Linked DNA regions of Homo sapiens: region 2 is linked to region 1. The links are chromatin loops, found by intact Hi-C in ENCODE. Cell type or tissue: endothelial cell of umbilical vein. All regions are shown on one strand. Links, peaks and the distances in the headings refer to the core of each region. The heading gives the core; the rest is flanking DNA.

Region 1 (5,382 bases), core at 172-5,171:
ATAGGACGTCCTTCAGTTTTGGTTCATCTGATGCTTTTCTCATGGTTAGACTGGCTTAGGGGGTATTGGAAAACAATATCACATAGGTGACGAACCCTTCTCAGTGTATCACATCGGGGTATCATTGTATCATATCATGATATCCACAAGATACCACTGATGATCTTAACCTTAATTACTTGGTTAAAGTGGTATTTGCCAAGCTTCTCTACTGTAATTTTTTTCCATTTCCTTACTCTGTTCTGTGGAAGTGAGTCACTAAGTCTTGCCTACTCTTAAGGAATAACTACATATCATGTTTAGAATTCTATAGATTATTTTGTTCTCCCCCATTTATTTTTAAATTTATATTGGCATGGGTACATGCGTATATATCTTACATGTGGAGTCATAAGCTAATACTGTGTTAGTCTCTTATTTAGATTTTTCTGGTTTTGACCAAAGACCACTTTCAGATTTGCTCTTGTGGCCCAGTGACATCCCCTTGTCCTTTTGTTTTTGAATACTTTGTTAACTTTCTGGTATTACAGGATACTCCAGGCTCATCTCATATTTTCCCTGCCACAGCTACCAAATCAGCCAATCCTTCAAGGGTCTCTCATTTCATTGTAGAATGATATCTAGAAACCATGGACTGGGTGCTGAGTGTTCTTTTTGCTACCAGGGTAGATGCTGTTCTAATTGTGAATCAAGTTGATCAGAATCAGTCTTTCTTTAAACCTTATTTTTTTAATAAACTGATAAATAGAGGAAATACCAATAATTCTGTTTGAAATTATTACATTATTTTGGCTAATTGACTGGAATTTTCATAACTTATGTTGCGATAAGAGTAGAGAAAATAGATTTTTTACCAAATCTTGCAGCAAGTTGATTGACATTTTTCTTACGTTTGCTCTTGGCTAACTTTTCATTATCTTGGTTCCCTGGTATGGTGGGATATTAGGGATGTTTTATTTGAAGAGTTTGAGTCTATGGATACATTATATTGCCAGCATTATTTTATAATCTGCTAGATAGTACTATATTAATAGTTAATTGGTCCCTTCAGTTAATAATGTAAACCTTGAATAGAACAATTATTTCAGGCCTAATTATAGTTTATAGAAGTTTTGAAATTTCTATCCTAGTTTCCAACCCTAATTTGAAGATCATAGCAGTCTTTGATCTTTGTAAGATTAAAATACTTTCTGAAAAGTTCTGCTATGACATCTTAAACTGTGTCTAGGAAACAATCATAGCCATGGGAATCAACTTATTCTCAGTGAATGTTCATGATGTGCAAGGGATTGTGTTTCAAATGAAAGCCTAAAATCTTGAGAGGTAAGGCTTTAAACACTTAAATTTCCTGTAAGGATAAATTCTTAGTAGTTTGGCTTTCTACCATTCATGTAAAACTACACGTGCTGTAAAATGTTCATGGCCACGTATAAAGAATTTAAAGAAATTGAAACTTCACTTAAAGCAGGTTCCCACTCGATGTGAATAAGAGTGTTTCTTTGTGAGGAAGAAAATATATCTCTGGCCTTTTTTCCCTAGGAGCAAAGAAATGGTCTCCAGTGATCTGTCATTGGGCATTGTGTTAAGTAATCCTTAGTAATTTCTTAGTAAAAAAAATGCTGGTGAAGCTTTCTGGCTATGCCTCAGTGGTTCCTTTTCAAAGAGGATATTAGCAGAGAAGGGAAGAAATTAAGTTTTCCTGTTTCCACTTTTCCTCATTTTTGGGTTTATCTATAAGTTTATTTCATGTGGGTGTAAGGTAAGAAAACTGAGCACATGTTTACTGTATGGCAGCGATAGAGTGTGGAATGGTAAATCTCAGTAAGATATACCCACGTGTGAATCCTGGGAATATGTGAATATTGCCTTGTTTGGAAGGTGGTTTTTGCACGTGTAATTATGTTAAAGATGTGAGATGAGAACATCCTGGATTTCTCAGGTAAGCTCTAAATTCAGTGACAAGTGTCCTTACAAGCGTCAGAGGAGGAGAAGGCAATAAGAATACAGAGGCAGGGGTTGTAAGGATGTGGCTACAAGCCAAGGAATACCAACTAGTGCCAGCAGCCACCAGAGGTTGCAAGAGGCAAGGAAAAGATTTTTTTTTTTTTTTTTTGTCAGAGTTTTACTCTGTCGCCCAGGCTGGAGTACAGTGGCATGATCTTGACTCACTGCAACCTCTGTCCCCCAGGTTCAAGTGATTCTCCTTCCTCAGCCTCCCGAATAGCTGGGATTATAGGTACCTGCCATCACGCCTGGCTAATTTTTGTATTTTTAGTAGAGACAGGGTTTCACCCTGTTGACCAGGCTGGTCTCGAACTCCTGACTTCAGGTGATCCACCTGCTTCAGCCTCCCAAAGTGCTGGGATTACAGGAGTGAACCACCATGCCCGGTGGAAAAGATTCTTTTCTAGAGCCTTTGAAGGAGTTATGGCCTTGCTTTTCCCCTTCTCTACAACTGTGAGAGAATAATTTCTGTTGTTAGTCATCAGGTTTGTGGAAAATTGTTAGGGCAGCCACAGGAAATTAATCAGCTCACTATGGGCAATGTATTATGTGAAATGTTAGTGGTTATAAGGTCTTTGCTACCAGGAATTCAAAAATCTTTGAAAAGTAAACAAAAATATAATACAGTATTACAAGTTCTATAAAAAATAATTGTACAGAAAGTTCTGAAAGCTTTGAAGGGGATAACTAACTTTGTTAATTTGGAGGATTTAGAACAGTGGTCCCCAAACCCTTTTGGCACCAGGGCTGGTTTCATGGAAGGCAATTTTCCCACAGACTGGGAAAGAGTGGGAATGGTTTCTACCTTAGATCGTCAGGCATTAGATTCTCATAAGGAACATGCAACCTAGATCCTTCTCATGCACAGTTCACAGGTACTGGTCCATGGCCCCGGGGGTTGGGGCCCCATGATTTAGAGTATTCATTGAGAAAGAAGCATTTCTTCTGTGTTTGAATGACGTGTAAGACTATTTCTGGCAAAAAGGGAGTGGAGGATTAGAGGGAGGGGGACATGTGTATGAAATAGCACGTTATGCTCCTTTAAACCCCATCTGTGAGATGAACACCCATCTAAAACTTCAGTATTTTCAAGTATTGAGGGTAGATCAATTTCTGGAACCCACGTTGACAACTTGATGCTGCCATATCTCAGATTTTAATAGTGTGTCTCTGCTGTAAATATTATTAAAGATATTTTAAAAATTGCCTTTCATTCATACTTCATCCATTAATCTTCTGACTCAATCTCTTTGGCAGCTTAGAGTGTAGTATGATGTCAGTGACCCACATATAAGACCTTAATTATAGGCATACCTCAGAGATACTGTAGGTTTGGTTCTAGACCACTACAATAAAGCAAATATCTCAATAAAGCAAGTCACTAGAATTTTGTTTATTTCCCCAAAGCATAATAGTTATGTTTACATTATAATGACCTATTAAGCACAAAATAGCATTGTGATGAAAAAAAACCTACATGCCTTAAATTAATAATACTTCATTGCTAAAAAATGCTAACATTCTTTTGAACTTTAAATGAGTCATAATCTTTTTGCTGGTGGAGGGTCTTGCTTGGATGTTGATGGCTGCTGACTGATCGGGGTGGTGGTTCTGAAGGTTGGGGTGGCCATGGCAGTTCATCAGTGTTCACAGCATCTTCACCAGGAGTAGATTCCAACTCAAGAAACCACTTACTTTGTTTGTAAGAAGCAACTCCTCATCCATGAAAGTTTTATTGTGAGATTGCAGCAATTAAGTCACATTTTCAGGCTCTACTTCTAATTCTATTTCTCTTGCTGTTTCTACCACATCTTCAGTTACTTATTCCACTGAACTCTTGAACTTCTCCAAGTCATCCGTGAGGGTTGGAATCAGCTTCTTCTAAACTCCTTCTAATGTTGATATTTTGACCTCCTTGCATAAATCACAAATATTCTTAGGACATCTAGAATGATGAATCAGTTCCAGAAGGTTTTCAATTTACTTTGCCCAGATCCATCAGAGGAGCCACTATCTATGGCAAGTATATCTTTACATAACGTGTTTCTTAAATAATAAGGAAAGTTGAGGTAACTCCTTGATCCTTGGGCTGCAGAAAGGATGTTGTGTTAGGCATGAAAACAGCTTTAATCTAGTTCTACATACGTCTGTGTCAGAGCTCTTGGGTGACTAGGTGCATTGTCAACGAGCAGTAATATTTTGAAAGGAATCTTTTCTGAGCAGTACATCTCAATAGTAAGTTTGAAGTATTTAATAAACCATGCTGTAAGTAGATGTGCCATTATCCAGGCTTTGTTGTTCCATTTATAAAGCACAGGCAGGGTAGATTTAGCATAATTTTTCAGAATAGTGAGTGAGCATTGGCTTCAATTTAAAGTCACCAGATACATTATTCCCTAACAGTCAGCCTGTGCTTTGAGATTGTAAAGCCAGTCATTGACTTCTCCTCTCTAACTATATGAAAGTCCTCCATGGCGTCTTCTTGCGATAGGTTGCTGTTTTGTCTACATTGAAAATCTGTTTGTTTGTTTTTGTTTTTTAGTATATTCACCTTCATCAGTGATTTTAGCTAGATCTTCCGGATAACTTGTTGCAGCTTCCCCATCAGCATTTGCTGCCTCACCTTCTACCTTTATGTTATGCAGATGGCTTCTTTTCTTAAACCTCATGAACCAAACTCTTCCGGCTTCCAACGCAACTTTCTCACCTCCCTTGGTCTTTGCAAAATTAAAGAGAGTTAGGAGCTTGACCTGGATTAGGCTTTGGTTTAAGGGAATGTTGTGGCTGGTTTGAGCTTCTATCCAGACCACTCAGATTTTCTCCGTCATTAGCATTAAAGCTGTTTCGTTTTCTTATTCATGTTTTTGATGGAGTAACACTTTCAATTTTCTTCTGGAACTTTTGCTTGGCATTCACAACTTGGCTCTTTGGCACAAGAGGCCTGGCTTTCGGTCTGTCTGCTTTCATCCTGCCTCCCTCATTAAACTTACTCATTTCTAGTGTTGATTTAAAGTAAGAGACAGGTGATGCTTTCTTTTACTTGAACACTTAGAGGCCTTTGAGGTTTATTAATTGGCCCAATTTTAGTGTTGTTAAGTCTCCGGGAGAGAGATGAAGGAATTGCCAGTTGGTGGAGCAGTAAGAACACACACAACATCTATTTATCAAGTTCACTGTCTTAGAAGGTCAGGGTTTGTGTTGCCCCGAAGCCAGTCCCAATAGTAACATCAAAGATCACAGGTCACCAATACAGATGCAATAATAGAAAAGTCTGAAACATTGCAAGAATTACCAAAATGTGACACATGCTGTTGGAAAAATGGCACTAACAGACATGCTCGACTCAACATTGCCAAAAACTTTTAATTTGTAAAAAAA
Region 2 (5,382 bases), core at 159-5,158, 360 kb after region 1:
TGCCTAAGGTAAGACCAGTATCCTAATAATACATTTCTTTAAATTAGTTTTAAGAGAGCAATAGATAGCGTGCAACGTATTTATAAAAAAGATTTAAACCAACTCAGAATCACACAGGTTTTGTCACAGCTGTTTTACATAAGCCCTCAGCTAACTAATAGCTAAGGGGCTGAGGACCCTGCTGAAATCCACTGTCTACTTGTGGCTGTTATCTCTGTCTAAATATTCATTTAGTTTAGTCCCTTTTATCAGATGAAGTTCTTTTTTTGTGTAAATTTATGAGATACAAGTGTAATTTTGTTACATGCATAGGATTGTGTAGGTGAAGTCAGGGCTTTTAGAGTATCCATCACCCAAATAATGTATGCTGTATAGATGGGGTTCTTTTGTTGGAAGTAATGGAAACTAACTGAATATGGCTGCCTTAAGCAAAAGGTGATTTTTCAGGACATAAGGTAGGTTATATGGAGACAAAAGTAAAGAAGAGGATCTGGGCCTCAGGAAACACAGGAGCCAGGACAGCACCCAGGGTCCAGGGAGCAAGATTTAATCAGCAGGTACAGGCCTGGGAGGGGTCAGCTCTAGTTCCTCTGTGTCACCTCCTCAATAATCACAATAGAGGAAGCTAGAGTATGATTGGTCCTGGGTTAGGTGCCCAGCCCTTGGTTACAATCCTACAAAGATGAGATGAGGTGGGAGTAGTTTCCCAAAGGAAAAGTGTTAGTACCAAAAAATGATGGGAAAGACTACTCTTTATAAATTAGAACCATCAATTTGCCCTACCTTTAAATTACCTGAAAGCTCTCGTAAGGGTAGTAGCTTTTCCATGACAAGCTTTAACGCTTTCCATAAGGTCGTAATGCCTTACGTTTTAGAAAGTGAAAGCACTCTATCATTAGTTACTAGGTCCTTTCTCCTTGGTCTTACTCTTAGTTATCGAGTAGCCAAAATGTATGAAGGATGTTCAGTCAAAATAGACAGCATTCTCCTTGAAACCTAAGAGTGTTGATCTTAATCACTTTGAACCTTCATTTCTCTAAAACCCTACTTGGCATCACATATTTAAAAATGCAGCCTTTAAAACCAAACATACGTAGTTATTGCGATATCACATATACGATAGGCAGAAAACAGAGGAACTGCCTATGAAATGCATAAAGCTTTGATCTACAAGCTGGGTTCTGGTATAAATTTCTCACTTATGCTAAATTAGTCTTTATGGCTCTTTAAGATAAATAATATTTATATTTATCTTAAATCAATAAATAAATGATATCTGACCCAGACTATTCAAATTAGGTCTTGAAAGAATCCCCAAGAGGTAAGACTCTTCATAGCATCACCTTGAAAGAAAGTGCTTCACAGTTTGCAATTGCAAAAATATGCAACCAGCCCAAATGCCCATCAGTCAACAAGCGGATAAAGAAAATGTGGTGTATATATACAGTATGGAAGGCTGCTCAGCCATAAAAAGGAATGAAACAATAGCATTTGCAGCAATCTGAATGTAAAAGGAGACCATTATTCTAAGTGAAGTAACTCAGGAATGGAAAACCAAACATCGTATGTTCTCACTCATAAGTGGCAGCTAAGCTATGAGGACGCAAAAGCATAAGAATCATAGAATGGACTTTGGGGACTTGGGGGAAAGGGTTGGGGGGGTGGTGAGGGTACAGTGTACACTGCTCAGGTGATGGGTGCACCAAAATCTCAGAAATCACCACCAAATAACTTATTTATGTAGCCAAACACTACCTGTTCTCCAAAAACCCATTGAAATAAAAAAAAAAAGAGAGAAAGTGCTTTGTCAACCCTAAGTATTAGCCCACAATCAAATTTCAACTTTATGTAAAAGGAATCTCTTACTACCACCTAGGACATTCATTGACATGCCCAGCATTGGGTAAACAAGGCTATAATTTCCTTCAGGTCTCTCGAGCCTTTCCTAAACCTAACAGTTGAGAATTCTGAGCTAGAGGGTATATTTAGGTAGGACTGCAGTTCAATACATTACATAAATATGTACTTGTATGTTACCATGTTTTTGTGATTCTTTAAATCTTCTCTTCCATCCTGTAATGTATTTGGAACACCCTCATAAATGGATATATCATAGGATTAAATTGATATTTTTGTAAAATAGAAATCTCTCCAATTCCATCTCTTTTTCCATTCCTGTACTCATTGCCTTTTTTCCTCAGAGGTCTGAAAAGAAAAAGAAACGCTGCTTTTCTGAGAGTTTGCAGTTTATAGGTATGGAGAAAGAAAAGGGTATACCTATTATTTTTCGCTTTAGATCTGAATTATATTGTACTCTTTGAAGAACCTTGTAGCTTAACTGAAGAATGGACTGATTTCTTACAGTGAAAGTGACTTACAGTAATCTTCCCCAAACTGCACAGTCCATAAGGCATTTATTTGTGAAAGACAAGGAAGTATGGAATTGTATTAAAGGTAGGAGACAAAGGCTAAAGGCAACCATGTGAAGAACAGAGGAAAGTTGCTGCCACCTAGAGGTAAAAGTTGGTAAATTTTGAGAATGTGCTGTGAATACTCAAAAATTCTTGAGTAGACATTGATGTAATGTAATCCTAAACTGAAATGCAGCCAAGTGACTTAGTTTCTGCCTCTAGGTGAGACGAGATTTATTCCATCTCCCTTCACTCCCCATTAGTAGTGTCTCCATATTCCTCATGAGATTTTGGTGACCTGGGTGGGTTTTTGCATTTTTTGCCAGCAGTAGCCTTGTTACTGGTCATAATAACTTAAGTTATTGAAAGTCTTCATCCTGTACAATATAATCTCAGTTATTTGGAAGTCATCATTACCATGGCTAATAGAGAATGTGTTTTCCGCAGTCTTGGCTATCTTTTTTCAAATATACTCTCAGAAGCACCACTAAACTACAGATCTCATCAAATTGTGTGGCTGATGCTCTTTTCCTTTCTCCCAGGAGAGGGCCAGCAGCAGGAGAGGCCTGCGTGATGAGAGGCAAGGGTCCCGGGCACACCAGTCAGAGGAAAGGACCCTGGGACTCTCCTAAGTTATGCCAAGACCTAAAAACAAACGTAGCAGCACCAGTCTCCAGAACAATATGCAATTGAGCCTGTTTTCATTTTGAGTGTTAGGAATTGATTAGATGTAGCCCTAACATTTTAAAAAATTGTCAGAGCATTTTTTTAAATGGAAAGAAGCCTGGGTAGCAAGAAATTTGGTGCTGCCACATTTGGCTTGCTACTCTCTCTTTTCAGGACACCCATATTGCACAACCCCAGGGGGCACTATTCACATCGTATTCTATGTGAAGGGTACCTCCAGGAGCATTAAAGGAAAACATATTGGCATAGAAAGGTGAGAAAATATGAAGAGAATATGTGTGTGAGTTTCCATGTCTGCCTCTCTCTCCTCTCCTGAGTGGGAGGCTTGATTGAATGCTATTGATGATGGCTTTCAAGGAGAAAAGGGCTCCAAAAAAATACAAGAAGATCCAAGCAACACCTTTTAGAAAGGGAGGATCGCAATCAGAGTGTTCCTTGTCTATCTTACACCCTTCTGCTTCCTTAGAATGCATTAGTCGAGCCCCTTCTCTGCCTAGCTTCCATGTGGGCCTTTACTTGCTTGTCTTCTTTATTTTCTCCTAGCCTGTATTTAATTTTAATCCTTAATTTAAGTATTTAAGTTCTATGTCACTTACAAACCTGATCATCTTTTGAAATTGCCAGAGATTGACTTTTTTTTTTTTTTTACACTTGGTAGCATTATCACTTTTCCAGAATATTTGTGTTCATTCATCTGTTCCCTCTTCAGTAAAATTATTGTGCCTGCAATGATCCAGCCACTTTCTGTGCTCTAGGGGCACAGTATTTAATAAGACAAATGCGGCCCCCACTTCTTACCATGTAGTGGAGCAAGAGTGACAACTGGCTAGCATCTGGTAGTGATAAGTGCCTTGATGAAAATGTAATGAGGATATGATTGGAGATGACTAGAAAGCAATCCAAGGGGTTTGGCCAGAAAATGCCTCTTGAAAGGAGGTGACTTGGCATCTGGGAGCTGAATGACAGGAAGGAACCATCTGGGTGAGGGTCTGGGCACATTATTCCAGGTGCTAGAAACAGCTCACACAAAGGCCTTCAGATGGGAACAAACATGGACATTCAAGGAACGAAAAGTGAATGAGGGGAAGCGTGAAACAACCTCAGCTCAGAGAGGTCGGTGGGAGCAGAAACATGTAGTCCGCAGTCTGGGTGGGACGGGGACCGCGGATGACTTTGAGCAGGAGAGTGAAGTGGTGGAGTCTTATGTTTCAGGCTTAGTCTGGCAGCTTGTTGGAGAAAGGGCTGTAAGAGTGTGGAAGGAGGCTGGGCATGGTGGCTCACACCTGTAATCCCAGCACTTTGGGAGGCCAAGGCGGGTCGATCACAAGGTCAGGAGTAAGAGACCAGCCTGGTCAATACAGTGAAACCCCATCTCTACTAAAAAATACAAAAATTAGCCAGTACTAATTTTTGTATTTTTTACAAAAAAATACATAATGATGGTGGCGGGCACCTGTAATCCCAGCTACCTAGGAGGCTGAGGCAGGAGAATTGCTTGAACCCGGGAGGCAGAGGTTACAGTGAGCTGAGATCGTGCCACACCTGGGTGACAGAGCAAGACTCTGTGTCAAAAAAAAAAAAATATATATGTGGAAGGGAGCAGGGGAATGAGTGAGGAAGCCAAGGCTGTGGCTGAGGAGAAAGACATGCTAGCCACGACTAGAATGGTATCCACAGAAGGAGAGAAGTGGATGCAACTAGGATGCGTTCTGAAAACTGTAAACAGCAGTTGCTTATGGAAGGAAATGAAGAGAAGAATCAAGGATGACACCTAGTTTTAGTGTGAGCAACTGGTGGTTGTGGTTGGGAATTTAGAGCAGAAGGCAAGTCCGTAGATGTAAAGGTAGGTGCCATTGGCATATAAATGATAGTTACCACAGGGTGCATGTGTGTGGTGTGGGTGTGTCTATTTGATGTTAAGGGACAGAACAGTTCTTGAGATGAAGAAAATCCGAAGGTAAAAATGCCTGCAAACCATTAACTAAAGGCTGTAAAAATGTACAGTGGATGAGCCACAAATATTAATAGGTGGCTGGGCATGATGGCTCATGCCTGTAATCCCAACACTTTGGGAGGCCAATGCAGATGGATCTCTTGAGCTCAGGAGTTCAAGACCAGCCTGGCCAGCATGACAAAACCCCATCTCTACAAAAAATACAAAAATTAGCTGAGTGCAGTGGCATTTGCCTGCACTCCCAGCTACTTAGGAGGCCGAGGCAGGAGAATCACTTGAACCCAGGAGGCAGAGTTTGCAGTGAGCACTCCAGCCTGGGCAACAGAGTGA

What was found. Hi-C counts contacts between places; a loop is a spot of excess contacts. Peaks named below come from ENCODE experiments on the same cell type or tissue, not always from the same donor. Only the 100,000 strongest peaks of a DNase experiment are listed, where the experiment ranks them.
Region 2: a loop joins it to region 1, with 11 times the contacts of the local background. A loop is called at or near these places in 2 of 110 quality-filtered maps.

The regions. Positions count from the first base shown.
Region 1 is chr13:74,112,434-74,117,815 of GRCh38, reverse strand. The region is part of intron 1 of KLF12 (KLF transcription factor 12); the gene reads left to right. Among named protein-coding and RNA genes, the nearest start is that of KLF12, 19 kb to the left of the region's middle. In endothelial cell of umbilical vein, for the core only: no CTCF peak of the experiment used is centred there; DNase peaks (open chromatin) are centred at 325 and 2,485; H3K27ac peaks cover 2,266 bases.
Region 2 is chr13:73,752,029-73,757,410 of GRCh38, reverse strand. All of the region lies in intron 6 of KLF12 (KLF transcription factor 12), which reads left to right. Among named protein-coding and RNA genes, the nearest start is that of LINC00393, 93 kb to the right of the region's middle. In endothelial cell of umbilical vein, for the core only: a CTCF peak has its summit at 2,509 (motif pointing left); a DNase peak (open chromatin) is centred at 2,500.